Regions from separate parts of the Homo sapiens genome. Here region 2 is linked to region 1. Evidence: chromatin contacts called from ENCODE Hi-C data. All regions are on one chromosome and are shown on one strand. Each heading gives the region's core, a stretch centred on a gene start or an enhancer-like site at or near the end of the contact. The rest is flanking DNA. Distances are from core to core; before and after follow the strand shown. Region 1 overlaps SYT2 (synaptotagmin 2). Region 2 has its middle 16 kb from the start of BTG2.

Region 1 (3,747 bases), core at 243-2,742:
ATGAGATTTGGGCAGGGACACAGATCCAAACTGTATCATAGGCTTTGGCTCCTTGAAGGGGGCACAGCATATACAAAGGCCCCGAAGAGGGTAATACAGTGTATTAGGGGAAACAAAAGAAGGAGTGTAGGCTGGTGTTAGCAACCCAGGGAGGGAAAGCTGAGGTGCTGCTGGATGGAGAGCATGAGGGGCTGTAGGCCACGCTAGGGCTTTCGGCCTGTCTCCCTGGGATGGCTTTTCATTTTTGGCGACATGACTGGCTTTGCATTTTATGAAGATTGCCTTGGTGGCAAATACGGAACTGACTGGAGGCGAGCAAGAGGAGACCCAGAAGATCAGGCAGCTATGTCGGGGGCCAGTTGACCTGTGGGCCTGGAGCTCGGAAGTGGCTTGACTCTGACAGAAGAGGATGGCACTGATGCCTGGGTGCAGAAGGAACCACGCAGGGAGACACCATGGCTGAGAAGGGAAGGACCTCAAGTGCAAGCCTGAGGCAACCGAAGGAGGAGTAGTCACAGTTATGACAAAAGCAGGCAGCGGCCAGCTGACCACAGCTCAGGGGTCCAGCTCAAGGAAAATGAAAATGCGCCCTGGGTTTAGTGACCTTGTGTTCATCATCCATGACTTTACAAAGAGCTACTTCAGCAGAGGGATGGGGCAGAAGCCACAATGGAGGGGCTGACGAGTGAGGTGGACGTGACGAAATGGGGACCATGTGTGCGTGTGTGTGCACGTGTGTATATGTGTGTGCATATGTGTATGTGTGTGCAAGTGTGTGTGCGTGGTCACGAAGGGGAGAACAAGGCAGCAGGTGGGGCTCATTTTTGGTGGGTGATGTGATAAACTGGACTGGTCCAGCCTCAGCTGAGGGAAGGGGGAAATGTTAGGCACAAGAAAGGGCAGGGATGGCAAAGACTTCCTGAGAAGTCAGGAGGGATCCTGCGCAGGAACGGGAACTGGCTTAACCAGAGGAAAAGCCCTCAACTCACAAGGGGTCAGGAGGAAAGGTCTGTGGTTTGACCCAAGGTTGGGACATTTTGAGAGATTTCTCGCTTCTGCTTTTCTTTAAAATAACAGCAAAGAGAGAGGAGGGGTGTGAGGGAGCCACAGGCCTGCGGAAACTGGAGGAGGAGGCGAAGCTGGTGGGGAGGCGTTTCCTGCAGTTTCTGTGCAGTGCAGAGGGCCTGGGTGATCCTGGGGATTGATGGGATACAGGCTGCCCTTGTACTGTGGGGGGATTTTCACCAGGGGGCTCAGCAGTCGGGGGTAGCCATGGAGAAGGAGAAAGCTGTCAGTGGGATTTCTCCAGGGCTGGCGCTTTGCCAGGTGAATACCACAGAAATGCCAAGGGAGTGTGGGGAATTGCGAACAAGTTGTAGGCACCACGGACCATGGTGGGAAAAGAAGACTAGAGGGGCTGATGGTGGCCCAGGGAGGTCAGGGAGACTTCTCCAGGAAGAGCATTCTAGGCTGAGGGAGAGTAAGTGCCAAGACTGTGGGATGGGGGTCTGTTTGGTGGGTTTGTGGCTGGTGGCAAGAGGCCAGCATGGCAGGAACTGCGTGACTGAGAGCAAGGACAGGAAATGCCTGTGGGAGCCAGCCAGGGGCCAGGCCAGGCAGGGATCTTATTCTAAATGTGACAAGAAGCCACAGGAGGGTTTTAAATAGATCAGTCTGGCTGCAGTGTGGAGATCAGGCTGAGTGGAGGGGAGTGGAAGCTTCCAGATAGGAGGCTACTGTGGTACTCCAGCTGGAGGGTGGAAAGTGGCCAGATTTGGAAGGCATTGTGGGTGGTTGATGAGTTTGCAGACACCTGGGATGTGGGGGGGTGACCCCACATGGATGGGAAGGATGACCCCAAGGCTTCTGGTCTCAGCACCTGGTGCCATGTACTGGGTGCATAACTGAGAGACGGGCCCTGAATCCACCCCATCCACTCTCTGGGCCCACTGCCCATGCCTGCCTTTGACATGAGCCTCCTCAGGCATCTTCTATTCCCTTGCTGTCTGGGCAGCTATGGCCTCCTGGTTTTGTTGGAGTCTGGAAAAGCTTCCAATCTGCTGCTGCTGCTTCATGGACTCCCCACATTCCCTCTCTGCAGCTCTAAGTCATTTTCCTCTGGTGGATTCCCCGGGAATGCCGTCTGTCTTTCATAAGAGCTCGGGGATGACATTTGTTATTGGCTGTTTTCAACTCTTTCCCCGCTTTCCTCTGGAGTTATGCTCCACCCTAGTCTTTTTACTCACGACAGCCAAAGCGAAACTTTTAAAATATACATTTGTACATGTTACCCCTGCCCCCACCCTAAAAGGCCTCCCACAGCTTCTCATTCCTCTTTGGGAAAGACAAAACTCCTTGACGCGGCCTATGGTGCTCCTGATCCTGCCCTGCCCGGCCTGCCAGCCTCACCCTGAACCGTGATCCATCCACTCCAGCTGCCCTGGCCTTCTCTCAGGCTTTGGACTCACCACACTGCATCCCACCTCTGGGCCTTTGCATAGGCTGTGCTCTCTGCCTAGGCTGCCCTTTCATCTCCTCTTTACCTGGATAAATACTCACCCTTCAGGTCTCAGTTCAATCATCAATTTTTCAAGAAAGCACTTTTGCTTTCCCAGATTAATTCACGTATGCCCCATTATAAATGCTCACCACCACCAGATGGCTCTCCTTTCTTGCACTTCTCATAATTACAATTTTATATGCACTTATGTGAAGTGCATGGTAAATTCCATGAGGGAAGCATGATATGAGCTCAGTAAATACTTGAGTGAGTGAGTGAATGAATGAATGTGTCTCTCACATCTGTTCTCTCTACTCCATTCCTTACCTTCCCATCCTAGTGCAGGTCTTTACCATTTCTGGTCTGTGGAACCAACCTCCCTGCTCCACTCCCCATGGAGCTAACTTCACAAACCCCACTTATAACTGCTCAGCACCCTTCAGTGGTTCCTGCTGGGTATAGAGGGAAGTCTAATCTCCTTTTCTGGGACTCCAACACTCCTGAGATGCAGTTCTCCCCCTTCATTCCTGGCCTGCAGATTCCCTGAACCTCAGGAGCATTAAGCGTCTTCATTCCTGGCTGGTTTATTTGACACCAAGCAGCTTTACTTTGCTACAGGACCATTTCTGGACGGTCAGTCTGGAGAGAAGGCCTGCATCCACCATGAACCTTGGGTCCCTCTACGGTGCCAGGGCCACTTCCAGGTGCCTCAGATAAGGTTCAATGAACACTTCTCAGATTCACATCCAACCCACATTTATTGAATGCCCTCTATGTGCCAGACACAACCAAATTTATTTTTAAAATTTTCACGGCAGTTCTGAAAAGTAGGTATTATTTTCCACAATTTTATATTGAAGAAATCAAGTTTCACAAAGGGATTTTTGGAGTCAAATGACAAGTGGTTGGCATTCTTGGGACTACATTCAGCCTCTTCCCCCAGCCTGTGCTGCCTCCTGCCTGCCCTGCAGTGGAGAGTGAGAGGGTGGGGTGCTGCAGGGACCGTGGACCGGCTGTGGGGAGCTGTCTGCAGAAAGGGGAGGAGGACTGCCAATCCAGCGGCAAGGGTAGAATGGAGGAGCTAGGCTCAACTGATAAATGGCATCTACAAAAAGCCCACAGCTTACATTATATTAAATGAAGAAAGATTGAAAGATTTTCCCCCAAAGATCAGGAAAAAGACAAGAATTCCCACTGTCACCACTTCTGTTCAACAGTGGACTGGAAGTTCTAGCCACGGCAATTAG
Region 2 (3,534 bases), core at 867-3,366, 710 kb before region 1:
CTGCAGCTGGCCCCATGCTAGACCCAGATAACAACCTCTGGACTCCAAGGCCAGCATGGATCCACATCAATCCCTCACATTCAAATAGCACCATAATCTCAACAAGTGCTTTTACATCCTGGCCCACCCCCCTGGATATCTTTGAATTTCATCCTAGGAAACAGTCAGTGCTCCATTTTCTTTCCCCCAGGGAGTTGTCACAGGAGAAGCCTATTGGTCAAGCAGTAATTATGACAGAGATTATTTTCCTTTTGTGAAAACAAGAGAAGCCACTGAGACCTAAGCCTCCACCCTGAGCAGGCTCCAGTAAGGAAGTGGGTCACAATGAACACAAGGAGTTCCTGTGTTTTGTACCAGGGCTGGGAAGTCAGCAGCTGAAATTCCTGATTAGGGTGAAGCAACCCATCTGGCTGGCCAGTCTGTATTGAACTGGGATTTCTCCAATTGGAGTGAGACAAAGGGTAAAAGAGAGGCTTCCCTAAAGCATCTAGACTATCTAGTCTCCTCAGTCCCTCTTGCTTCAGCTTCATGTCCAGGTACTGTGTTAGATGCAGATGCTGTGTGAATGTTGGGCAACATCAGAGGTGATCTCTAGGACCTTATATTTAAATTGAAATATGACATATACACAAAAAAGAAACCCATGGAAGACACACAGTGGGAGGGAGCAGTGGCTTCTTGCTGTAAGAACTCAGCAGGTTTTTAAAACATCACCTAACATTAGGATGAATGGCAATGATTTCACAGAGGAGAGGTGATCTGAGCTTGGGCATAAGAGATGTGTAAGACTGGGATGTCAGACTGCTTATCTTATGTAGGCTATCTGCAAAGTGAACTGTGGCTTTGTGTAAAAGTTCCTAGAATCCAGAAGACAAGAGCACTAAGCGTGACAAGAAGAAACATAAGAAACCCTGGGTTGTTTGCTATAATTTTTCTTGTTTATTCAGTCAGTCTTGGATTCAAGCCTGACTGCCAGTTACTAGCACTGTGCCCATAGGTAATTTTGCTTAACCTTCTGAGCCTGTTTCTTCCTCTACAGTCTAAGGGTAATAATGTCAATGCTATAGAACTGCTCTGAGGAGGCCAGGCATGGTGGTTCAAGCCTGTAATCCCAGCACTTTGGGAGGCCGAGGCAGGTGGATAGCGTGAACTCAGGAGTTTAAGACCAGCCTGGGCAACATGGTAAAATCCTGTCTCTATAAAGAATATGAAGATTAGCTGGGTGTGGTGGTGCACGCCTGTAGTCCCAGCTACTCCGGGGGCTGAGGCAAGAGGATTGCTTGAACCCGGGAATTTGAGGGTGCAGTGAGCCAAGATGGTGCCACTGTACTCCAGCTTGGGTGACAGAGTGAGACCTTGTCAAGGAAAGAGAAAAGAGAGGAGAGGAGAGGAGAGGGGAGGAGGGAAGGGAGGGGAGAGGAGGGGAGAAGTGGGAGAAGAGGGGAGAAGAAGAGGGGAAGGGAGGAGAGAGGAGGGGAGGGAAGGGGATGAGGGAGGGAAGGAAAGAAGGGAAGGATCACACATACATAGACAAGTGTATCATTTCAACTGGATTGGAAAAACTGCAACAAACCAAAAATACTGTCCTGCCTTCTTGGGAAGAGTGGCCAGGGGGAAACCCGTGACAGTGTCTCTGCACCAAGCTGGCTGGATTTGGGGACCTTGGTGAAGGTGGGGAATGTGTAGCTGTTTCAGGTCTCAGGTAAGGAAATGGAGGCTTTGCCAAGGTCTCGCTCTCCACTCCTGGCCTTTGCCTGGGGAGGCAGTGCCATCCATTTCATGGCAGGTAGACAGTGGAGGTAGACCCAGTACTACCTGGGCTTCTCATGTAGAGATTAGAGTCCAGGGAGGCCTGAGGTCATTGGGGTGACCTGACCCCACCCTTTCCCCCCTGGAAAGAATGGAGGTTGGGAGCTTATGAAATGACCTCTTCCAGCCTGACCGAACAGAAGTGTCTGCCCTGCTCAGGAGGCCTTCTTCCTCCCTCGTCCCCTAACTGTTTACATGCTCTCAGAAAGGCAGGTGTCAGGAGGCAGCTGCTGCTTGTGGTTAGCTCCCCCTAGATACAGGAGCGCCAGCCTTCCCCACACCCACTGCCATTGGCTAACAGGAAACCAAAACAGACTCCCTCTCTCCACCCTCAGCCACCCCAGCCAGTAAATAGAGAGTACAGGAAACACCTGGAGGAGCAGGCAGCTGGCAAGGGAACATTCTGCCCACGAAGAAAGGGTTTGCAAGGGAGTAGCTAGGCTGGGGAGGAGCTGGGGGAGGGGGGTCAGGGGCTTAATTGCACTTCTCATGGCACCCACCAGCTGCTGGGAACTAACAGCTGAGTTGCTGAAATGCACCATCCTCCTCTCAGTCCCCCACTAACACATACACAGTAAAGGGATCATCCCTGTCTAGCACCAGCTTGCCTTGAGTGAGAACAAGAGCAATCATACAGGAAAGACTCCTCAGAAGGCTTTGCCTCCTTAGCCTCAGCCAGAGCTTCTGAACCTCTGTGGACCATGTAAAAGTAAACCCGTGGTTCAGGCATGAAGACTGAATCATCAGTCTTCATCAGCCCACGTGATGTAAAAGCCCGCCCATGTAATGTGAAAGCTCATTCCAAAGATAAGTCTTCAGTTATTTCCAAACTTACCTAGATCTCCATCTGTGTCTGCCTATTTACTGCTTATGATTTCAAGTTGTTGAGGTTCAGGGTAGAACTGACTTCACCAACATCAAATGAAGCCCTGCCATCAGCATCCAGCATCCACCCAAGAACGTGTTCACTGGTGTGTAGACTTTGTGCCGGGAACCATGTATGCAGGCTGGCTTAGCTTACAGAGCTCCTTCACTCCCTCTTAGGAGACTCCCAAATAGAGCACTTTTCCTTTTAGGTTTAGAGTGGGAGGATGGAGGGGTGGTGAGGAGGGGACACTTGCCCCACAGCTACCTGAGGACCACACTGTAGTTTGTTCAACCCGTATCTGTCATCCAATGGTCAGTGTACTTAGGCCTGCTCCGTGCAGAATGGTAGACAAGCACATGGAGGTGAAAAAGGAAATAGAAATGATTCCTGCCATGGAGGTGTGAGTGACGACAGTTGGAGAGGGGAGAAGGGCTTGCAGAGCCACCAGACGTCAACTCAAAGCAATGTGCTGCCGGGCCCGGTGGCTCACGCCTGTAATCCCAGCACTTTGGGAGGCCGAGGCCAGCAGATCACTTGAGGTCAGGAGTTTGAGACCAACCTGGCCATTGTGTTGAAGCTCTGTCTCTACTAAAAATACAAAAGTTAGCCCGGTGTGATGGCACGTGCCTGTAATCCCAGCTACTTGGGAGGCTGAGGCAGGAGAATGGCTTGAACTGGGGAGGCAGAGGTTGCAGTGAACCAAGATCACACCACTGCACTCCAGCCTGGGTGAAGGAGCGAGACTCCATCACACACAGACACCCACACACACACACACACAGAGCAATGTGCTGACTGTGTTTGCTATAAAAGTGTGAACAGTAATAAACTATGTGTATACATCCTTAAGGAGTTCT

The links. A loop is a pair of places that touch in the nucleus more often than their neighbours do. Pooled maps may share reads with other maps.
Region 2: a pooled map shows a loop between it and region 1 (4-fold over the local background). The contact joins two enhancer-like sites. A Hi-C loop is called at or near these places in 2 of 37 single-sample maps with no recorded cell type and 3 of 50 pooled maps.

What each region holds. Positions count from the first base shown.
Region 1 is chr1:202,613,504-202,617,250 of GRCh38, reverse strand. All of the region lies in intron 1 of SYT2 (synaptotagmin 2), which reads left to right. Among named protein-coding and RNA genes, the nearest start is that of SYT2, 95 kb to the left of the region's middle. Within about 2 kb of position 1,492, at least 13 of the 41 ENCODE cell types and tissues checked have a DNase peak (open chromatin) inside an H3K27ac peak, as active enhancers do.
Region 2 is chr1:203,319,698-203,323,231 of GRCh38, reverse strand. No RefSeq gene overlaps it. Among named protein-coding and RNA genes, the nearest start is that of BTG2, 16 kb to the right of the region's middle. Within about 2 kb of position 2,116, at least 24 of the 41 ENCODE cell types and tissues checked have a DNase peak (open chromatin) inside an H3K27ac peak, as active enhancers do.